Regions from separate parts of the Homo sapiens genome. Here all the other regions are linked to region 1. Evidence: read pairs that join two places in POLR2A ChIA-PET (ENCODE). Cell type or tissue: PC-9. All regions are shown on one strand.

Region 1 (2,500 bases):
GAGTGGTTCTGCTTTCTCCACTACCCCAAGGTTGCAGACTCTCTCTTATCACCCCTTCCTCCTTCCTCTTCTCAAAATGGTAGATTCAAAGCTCCTCTCTTGATTCTCTCCTACTGTTTAAATTCCCATTCCACCACAGTGCCCCTCAGCCAGATCACCACCCCTTACAATTCCCTCTACTGTGTGGAAATGGTCCATTGAGTAACACCCCCATCAGCTTCTCAACTGGGAAACCCCTGAAATGCTCTCAGAGCACCTCTGACGCCTGAAGAAGTTATACCTTCCTCTTCCCCTTTACCAAATAAAGCAAAGTCAAACCATCATCTGGAAACAGTGGCCACTTTTCACTGACCTTTCTTCGACATCTAGTCAACCCACCCAATATGCCACTGGGCTCTCGCTCCCAATTCCACCCCACCCTCCATTACAGAGCTCACCACGCCCTCCTAGATCACCGTCCCCAACACACCCATTGCCTCTCAAGGCCCTTATCTCAGCCCCTTCCTGTGGCCACTTCCCTCAGTGCTCAGATGATTCCCTGGGTGAGGGAGACACTGGGGCACCCTCAGAGGTTGAAGCAGGCTCCCTGCTGTCCCTGGATCCTGGACAGATGGCTCAGTAAACTGTGGGGACTAGGTGCAGACTTTTTGCCTTCTTGGAGTCCTGGGTCTCCTCTGAGAGTCTGGGTGGTGCTCTTCCTACGCCTCTAGAGGTCTCTGTGTTCCTCATTTTCCTTCAAAAGCGGGCTGTGTTTCTCTTCTACCTTCCAGCTGCTCCCACAGAGGAGGAAGACAATAAATATTTGTTGAACTGAAAGCAGAGATTGCCTGGCCTCCCAGATCCTTCCGCCATTTCCCTCCTCTCTCATTGCTCCAGGAAATCCATTCTCTTCCCATTCCTCATTCACCGTGGGGTCCCCCTTCCCCTTATTTAGGGCCCTCAGTGTTTCCTCTCCCTCCCCTCCCCTCCCCTCCCCACCCAAACTCCTTTTCTTCCACCATTAGCATTCCTCACCTTCTAGATGCCATCCTCTCTGGGAGTCATGAGTCTCGATTTCCTGGGTTTCTGGGACACCTGGAAGCTTGGGAAGGCTGGGACACAACAACTCCAACCAGATTCCTGTCAGCTGAGTAGGAGGCCAGTTGGGCGTTGTTCCTGGAGCTGGGGGTGGAGAGAGTAAAGGACTGAGAGGATGGGAGCAGGGCAGGGAGTGCAGCCAAGCAGGGTGACTCACTGGCCTAGATCAAGAGGCCCAGCCTGTGGCAGAACAGAGCTGCCGGTGGTCTCTCCATCTTCACACTCCCTGCTCTGCTGGGGTCCAGAGTGAGAGTGTGAGCAACATGGCTCTCAGGTGAGGGCTGAGAAGGCAGAGTGCCCCAGTGGGAAAGAGGAGTCGCTTCCACTGGAGAAGAGAGAGAAAGTGGAGTGTGTGGTGGGGTCCATGCGACTTAAGTCCTGAGACAGGCAGGGAGAGGCTGAGGCGGACGAAGTTCCCGCATCCCAAGGAGGGCAGAGTGGATTGTGCTTGTCCCTGTAGGAGCCCCACCCCCCACCCCAGGCCACCTCTCAGAGCCTCTGCTTGGCTGCAAAGGAATTCACCCCTACTGTAGCACTTAACCCATTCCCTCCTATCAGGGTGGTGCTGTCTGGTCCTGAATTTAGAACTGTTGAAACTCCAAGTCTGGAATCAGCAAAAATGTATTACATTGACCAGAAAGGGATTGAATCACCCTTGGTCCAGCATCTGGCCCCTGATCTGCAGCCAATGGCAGGAATCGAGGTCCTCAGATGCTTCATGAATGGGAATTGCAGGGAGAGAAGGCTCTCTGATGTGGTGTTTCCTCGAGTCTCCTGCTGTGCTCCAAATTAAAAGCTTGTGTAAAACTCATGCATGTCATCCAAAAAGGCCTCTGGGCTCCATCCACTGCCAGTTCTGGAGAGGAGCTCTTCACTCCTCCAGTGGTTAAGCCAGCAGGGGCAGGTGGGGAGGACACAGCAGTAGAATCAGCCAACAGCTCATGTTTAGACCTTGGGCAGCCAGGGAAGCCTACTCCTGGGGCCTCCCGGAAGCCATGGAGAGAACAAAGCCATTGCATTTTTATAATAAAATTTGCAAACATATTTAAAAGCCAACAAACTGTTAATGAATCTCTACATTCTCATCGCCCAGCTTCAACAAGGATCAAGTCCTGGCCATTTGACAGCAGCATTTAAAGGCTCTCCTCTACTGTTACTTGGAAATAGCCACTTTCTCCCAAGGTTTCTTATACTCTATGGCACATCTGACCACCAGTAGCAGGCAGAATGATGTCTTCAACCCCAACACCATCAAAGATGTCCACATCCTAATCCCTGGAACGTAGGAATTAGGTTACATGGCAAAGGGAAATTAAGGTTCCAGATGGGATTAAGGTTGCTATTCGGCTGACTTCACAGAGATTATCATGGATTATTCAGGTGGGTCCAGTGTAGTCACCAGGTCCCTTAATGTGGACATGGG
Region 2 (2,500 bases), 610 kb after region 1:
GCTAATGGATACTTATTTTATTCTATGGGTTATAATCCAATTCCATTATTACTTATTTTGTTGCTCAAATTGTTTCCATTTTAACTATTGGAATTATTTCCAGTTGGCTCCTGTGTCCCTTTGATATGGTTCTCACCTTTTAATCGAGCATGTAAATACTTTCTGACATCATAGGATGCCCCAGTCCTAGAATCGACCGTTTCTCCAAGGAGCCGGAATGCCGTTTTGTTTTCAATTTAAATTTTTTTTGTGTAGAGATAGTGTCTCACTATGTTGCCCAGGCTAGCCTCGAAATCCTGGCCTCAAGCGATCCTCCTGCCTCAGCCTCCCAAAGTGCTAGTATTACAGGCGTGAACCACCATATCTGGCCTGTCAGATTCTTTTAATTTTTGGTTTTTAACTTTTTATTATTGAAAACTTAAAATTTATAAAAAATTAGAAAGAATAGCAAAGTGTTTCCATCACTCAGCTTCAACAATCATCCCTCCCTTAGAGAATCCTAGTAATCTGAACAGGAATGTGGATCAGCAAGGCCTGTTTAGGTGACTAAAGCAGTGAAAATTATCTCCATCAATTGTGTGGGATGAATTTTCAACAGCAACACCTATAGCAGAGAAAAGCAACAGCTTCTTTTCTGTTCTTAGCACTGAAGGGGACTACGAGTGTACCCTTTGGCTGTGGGGTGCTTAGACATTTCACAGGAAGCCCCAAGAGGTATTAGAATGGATCACTGGAAAAATAAAGTTGTGAATATATTTGTATCTTGGGTTTTTAGTGGAAGCTCACATTAGTTACAGTTATGACAAAACCTATTCTCTGTACACCCAAGGGTCTTTTTTGGTCACAAGAGAATATTTTCAAGGGGAATTTAAAAACATAAGAAACCACGTTTACGCTGGGCACAGTGGCTCATGCCTGTAATCCCAGCACTTTGGGAATCTGAGGCGGGCAGACCACTTGAGCCCAGGAGTTTGAGACCAGCCTGGCCAACATGGTGAAACCTCGTCTCTACCAAAAATACAAATAATAATAATAATAATAATAATAAAAATAAAGCAGGGCATGGTGGCGTGCACCTGTAGTCCCAGCTACTGGGGAGGCTGAAGTGGGTGGGAGAATTGCTTTAACTGGGGAGGCAGAGGTTGCAGTGAGCTGAGATTGTGCCACTGCACTCCAGCCTGGGTGACAGAGTGAGAGCCTGTCTAAAAAACAAACAAACAAACAAAAAACCACGTTTAGTCTGAGGAACAGTACCTCGTGGTACATTGCCATAATTAGTTCCCAAGAGAAGATTGAGTGTCAGGCCCTGGAGAGGCCTGGAGCACTAATCAGGGAACCAAGGCTGGGGAGGGTGGGGGAAGGCCCAGCTAGATCTTTCATTCCTGATCTTCTTTCTCACGATCCAAAGAGATGTACTTACTACTTTTTGTCATTATGTCTGTTAAGTATTTTTAAATTCACTGGTTCTCTCTCATTTTTTTTTTTAGCTTTAACTTCCGCTACAGTTTACCACAACTTCCTGGTTCCTCCCCTTTGTGGTCACAAAAACATTTCCTAGTTGAGATACATTTTCTTGACTTGAGTCTCCTTTCTCTGGTTCATTTGGTGCCTTTATCAACTCTATGCATAGTGAGGTTTTAAGTCTTTATAAAGATCATTGGCACATGAGGGGGTCTGCAGCCTACTGTCCTATTTACTCAGTTTGGTGTTATTCTACTATATTTGTGATGTCAGGAGCCACACTGTCTGGAAATGATGCTGGGAGGTCATTCTGGGTTGCCTGAAAAACAAACTCATTAGAACCTGGGGCTCCCTCTTCTTCCAGTGAGTGGGGTTTCCAAAAGTTAGAATCCAGTGGAACCAGGGGTGTTTTTCTCACTCCTGGCAGAGGGACGTGTGACTAGCCATGGGCCCCTAGGTCTCCAGTTCCTGGGTAGCTTGTATTTTTGAACATCTCCTGTATATTAGTTATCATTACAGCATAAAAATTGTCCTAAAATAAGTGGCTTAAAACAACACACCCTTATTATCTCACAATATTTGAAGGACAGCAATTCAATACAGCATAGCTGGGTCCTCTCTTCAGGGCCCCTCAAGGCTGCAATCATAGTTGGGGTCTTCCCTGAAGACTCAACTAGGAAAGGATGAGCTTCCAAGCTCACTAACTTAGTTGTTGGTAGGAAGCACGAAGGGTGGTAGGACTGAAGGTTTGGTTCCTCTTGAATGTTGAGTTGAGAGCACTCTCAGTTCCTCACCACATGGACCTCCTTAACATGGCAGCTTGATTACTTGAGTCAGTAAATGAGTCTGCTAGCAAGATAAAAGCCACAAACTCTTATTGTCTACTCATGGATATGATAGACTTTCACCTTTGTCATATTCCATTGGTTAGAATTAAGTGACAAGGTCCATACCAAACTCAAGGTGGGAAGGATTCCACAAAGACTCGAATACTAAGATGGGGGATCACTGGAGACCATCTTAGAAGTCAGGTTAGCAC
Region 3 (2,500 bases), 600 kb after region 1:
CTCAGGAGTTTGAGACCACCCTGGCCAACATGGCAAAACCTTGTCTCTACTAAAAGTACAAAAATTAACTGGGCATGGTGGTGGGTGCTTGTATTCCCAGCTACTCAGGAGGCTGAGGCAGGAGAATCACTTGCATCTGGGAGGCAGAGGTTGCAGTGAACCCAGATCGCGCCACTGCACTCTAGCCTGGGCAACAAGAGTGCAACTTCGTCTCAAAAAAATAAATAAAGAAAAATAAAATGAAACCTCCAATTAAAAGGAGAAATTCAACCAGGTGCAGTGGCTCACGCCTGTATCCCAACACTTTGGGAGGCCAAGGTGGGTGGATCGCTTGAGGTCAGGAGTTCGAGACCAGCCTGACCAACATGGTGAAACCCCATCTCTACTAAAAATACAAAAAATTAGCTGGATGTGGTGGTGCACACCTGTAGTCCCAGCTACTCGGGAGGCTGAGGCAGGAGAATTGTTTAAACTTGGGGCGTGGAGGTAGCAGTGAGCCGAGATCACGCCATTGCATTCCAGCTTGGGTGACAGAGCGAGACTCAGTCACAAATAAATAAATAAATAAATAGGCCAGGTGCGGTGGCTCACGCCTGTAATTCCAGCACTTTGGGAGGCCGAGGTGGGCGGATCACCTGAGGTCAGGAGTTCGAGACCAGCCTGCCCAACATGGTGAAACCCCATGTCTACTAAAAATACACACACAGACACAAAATAGCCAAAATTAGCCAAAAAATTATAAATAAATAAAATAAAAAGATAAGTTGCACACTCAGGAGGCTGAGGCAGGAGACTCGCTTGAACCCAGGAGGTGGAGGCTGCAGTGAGCCGAGACCACGCCATTTCACTCCAGTCTGGGCGACAAAGCAAGACTCTGTCTCAAAAAAAAAAAAAAGACAAATTCAGCAGAAGCATTGCTTGAGTAACACGGAAACTCAGAACCAGGAAACTGAAGGCGGTTACTCCACATACATCTGGGGCAATAAGTGAGCTGTTCCAGCGCGGCTTACGCTGTGGGCGGAGGCGGGCAGGAAATTCACTTACAAGTCTGTGCCAGGAAACAGGAAGAAGGTGCCTCCTGTGATACAAGATACAGACGTAGTCTCCTATCCAGGAAACAGGGACAGAGCCGCAGACCAGATAAAGATACGACCAACATTTTTCATTAAATATTCTCAACGGATTATTTACATTTTTTCTAGAAAAGTAAAATTTAAACCTGAATACATTTGATAACTATGGAATGTGAGCATTCACGTATGCTTGTGACCTGGTTCCTCTACGCTTCAGGGGTCGCCCTGGTCCCAAAGCGCTTCCTGCCGCTCCCACTTCCTCTGTTTTCACCGGAGGGGCAGCCACAGTTCTCGGCTGAGAGAAACTCGGTCGTTCTGTTTACCTCGTGAATGATTGGCTACAGATCCCAGAGAGGAAATAGGGACCCACCCCTCAGTTGTTATGCAATCTGGGGCGGAGTCCGGGGTCCATAGCCTTTCTGAGGGTAACCTGAGCGGGAGAAGTTGTTGCGCCTGATCTCAAACAGCCTTTCGCACGGAAAAGGATTCCTAAAAGTGGGGTTACTCCTCCACAGCAATAGCGTCCTTAAAATAGGGGCTCCCGGCTGGGCGCGGTGGCTCACCCCTGTAATCCCAGCACTTGAGAGGCCAAGACAGGCGGATCACCTGAGGTTGGGAGTTCGAGACCAGCCTGAACAACATGGAGAAACCCCCTCTCTACTAAAAATACAAAATTAGCCGGGTGTGGTGGCGCATGCCTGTAATACAAGCTACTCGGGAGGCTGAGGCAGGAGAATCGCTTGAACCTGGGAGGCGGAAGTTGCGGTGAGCCGAGATGGCGCCATTGCACTATAGCCTGGGCAGCGGCAAGAGCGAAACTCCGTCTCAAAAAAAAAAAAAAAAAAAAAACTATATATCTATCTATCATCTATCTATCTATCTATCTATCTATCTATCTATCTATCTATCTAGGCTGCCGGTGAGGACGTGAGGCACGTGCCACTGAGCCACTGAGAATTTACCCCCCTGGGCAAGTCTGTGAGGCCAGGGCCCCTAGGGAAAAAAGCCTTTCCCAGATTTTAGGGCTCATATGCCTGCAGTGGGTTGGTAGGGATCGGGGAAGATGATGAGGTTGGGATAAGGAAGTGGTACCAATAGAAAGACTAAGCAAACCAAACCAAATCAAACTTTCCCCTTTCCATCCCTGTCCTCCTCTTTGCAATCCCATTTGGGTGGCTGAAGGCAGACCCTGACCAGAGCCATCCTTGCCGGCTTCTTTTGTCTTGCTCTGTGGGGAAACGAGTGAAGAAAAAAGCAGAAGGAAAGGCAAGTGAAATGGAGCCCTCTGTGAAGAACTACGACTAGGGTCACACAGAGCAAAATTCCTAGCCTTCCTTTGAGGAGTAGCCGTATTTCCATTTAAAAAGGACCCACTTTATGCAAGATTCAGGGCTGGGAATTGGTCCTTCCTGCCTCAAGAATTTCAA

The links. ChIA-PET counts read pairs that join two places held together with the same protein. Peaks named below come from ENCODE experiments on the same cell type or tissue, not always from the same donor. Only the 100,000 strongest peaks of a DNase experiment are listed, where the experiment ranks them.
Region 2: POLR2A ChIA-PET joins it to region 1 with 19 read pairs; 4 of 35 experiments call an interaction of 5 or more read pairs at or near these places.
Region 3: POLR2A ChIA-PET joins it to region 1 with 10 read pairs; 4 of 35 experiments call an interaction of 5 or more read pairs at or near these places.

What each region holds. Positions count from the first base shown.
Region 1 is chr6:31,113,406-31,115,905 of GRCh38, reverse strand. It overlaps PSORS1C1 (psoriasis susceptibility 1 candidate 1), which reads right to left and starts at 1,106. Exons shown (of 6, transcript NM_014068.3): 1 at 1,015-1,106. It overlaps CDSN (corneodesmosin), which reads left to right. Exons shown (of 2, transcript NM_001264.5): 2 at 1-819. In PC-9, a CTCF peak has its summit at 663; DNase peaks (open chromatin) are centred at 765 and 1,195; H3K4me3 peaks cover 1,459 bases; H3K27ac peaks cover 2,127 bases.
Region 2 is chr6:30,508,378-30,510,877 of GRCh38, reverse strand. No RefSeq gene overlaps it. Among named protein-coding and RNA genes, the nearest start is that of LINC02569, 6.6 kb to the left of the region's middle. In PC-9, no CTCF peak of the experiment used is centred here; a DNase peak (open chromatin) is centred at 1,528.
Region 3 is chr6:30,515,156-30,517,655 of GRCh38, reverse strand. LINC02569 (long intergenic non-protein coding RNA 2569) reads right to left here and starts at 1,390. Exons shown (of 2, transcript NR_149088.1): 1 at 1,045-1,390. In PC-9, no CTCF peak of the experiment used is centred here; DNase peaks (open chromatin) are centred at 995 and 1,425; H3K4me3 peaks cover 1,308 bases; H3K27ac peaks cover 1,833 bases.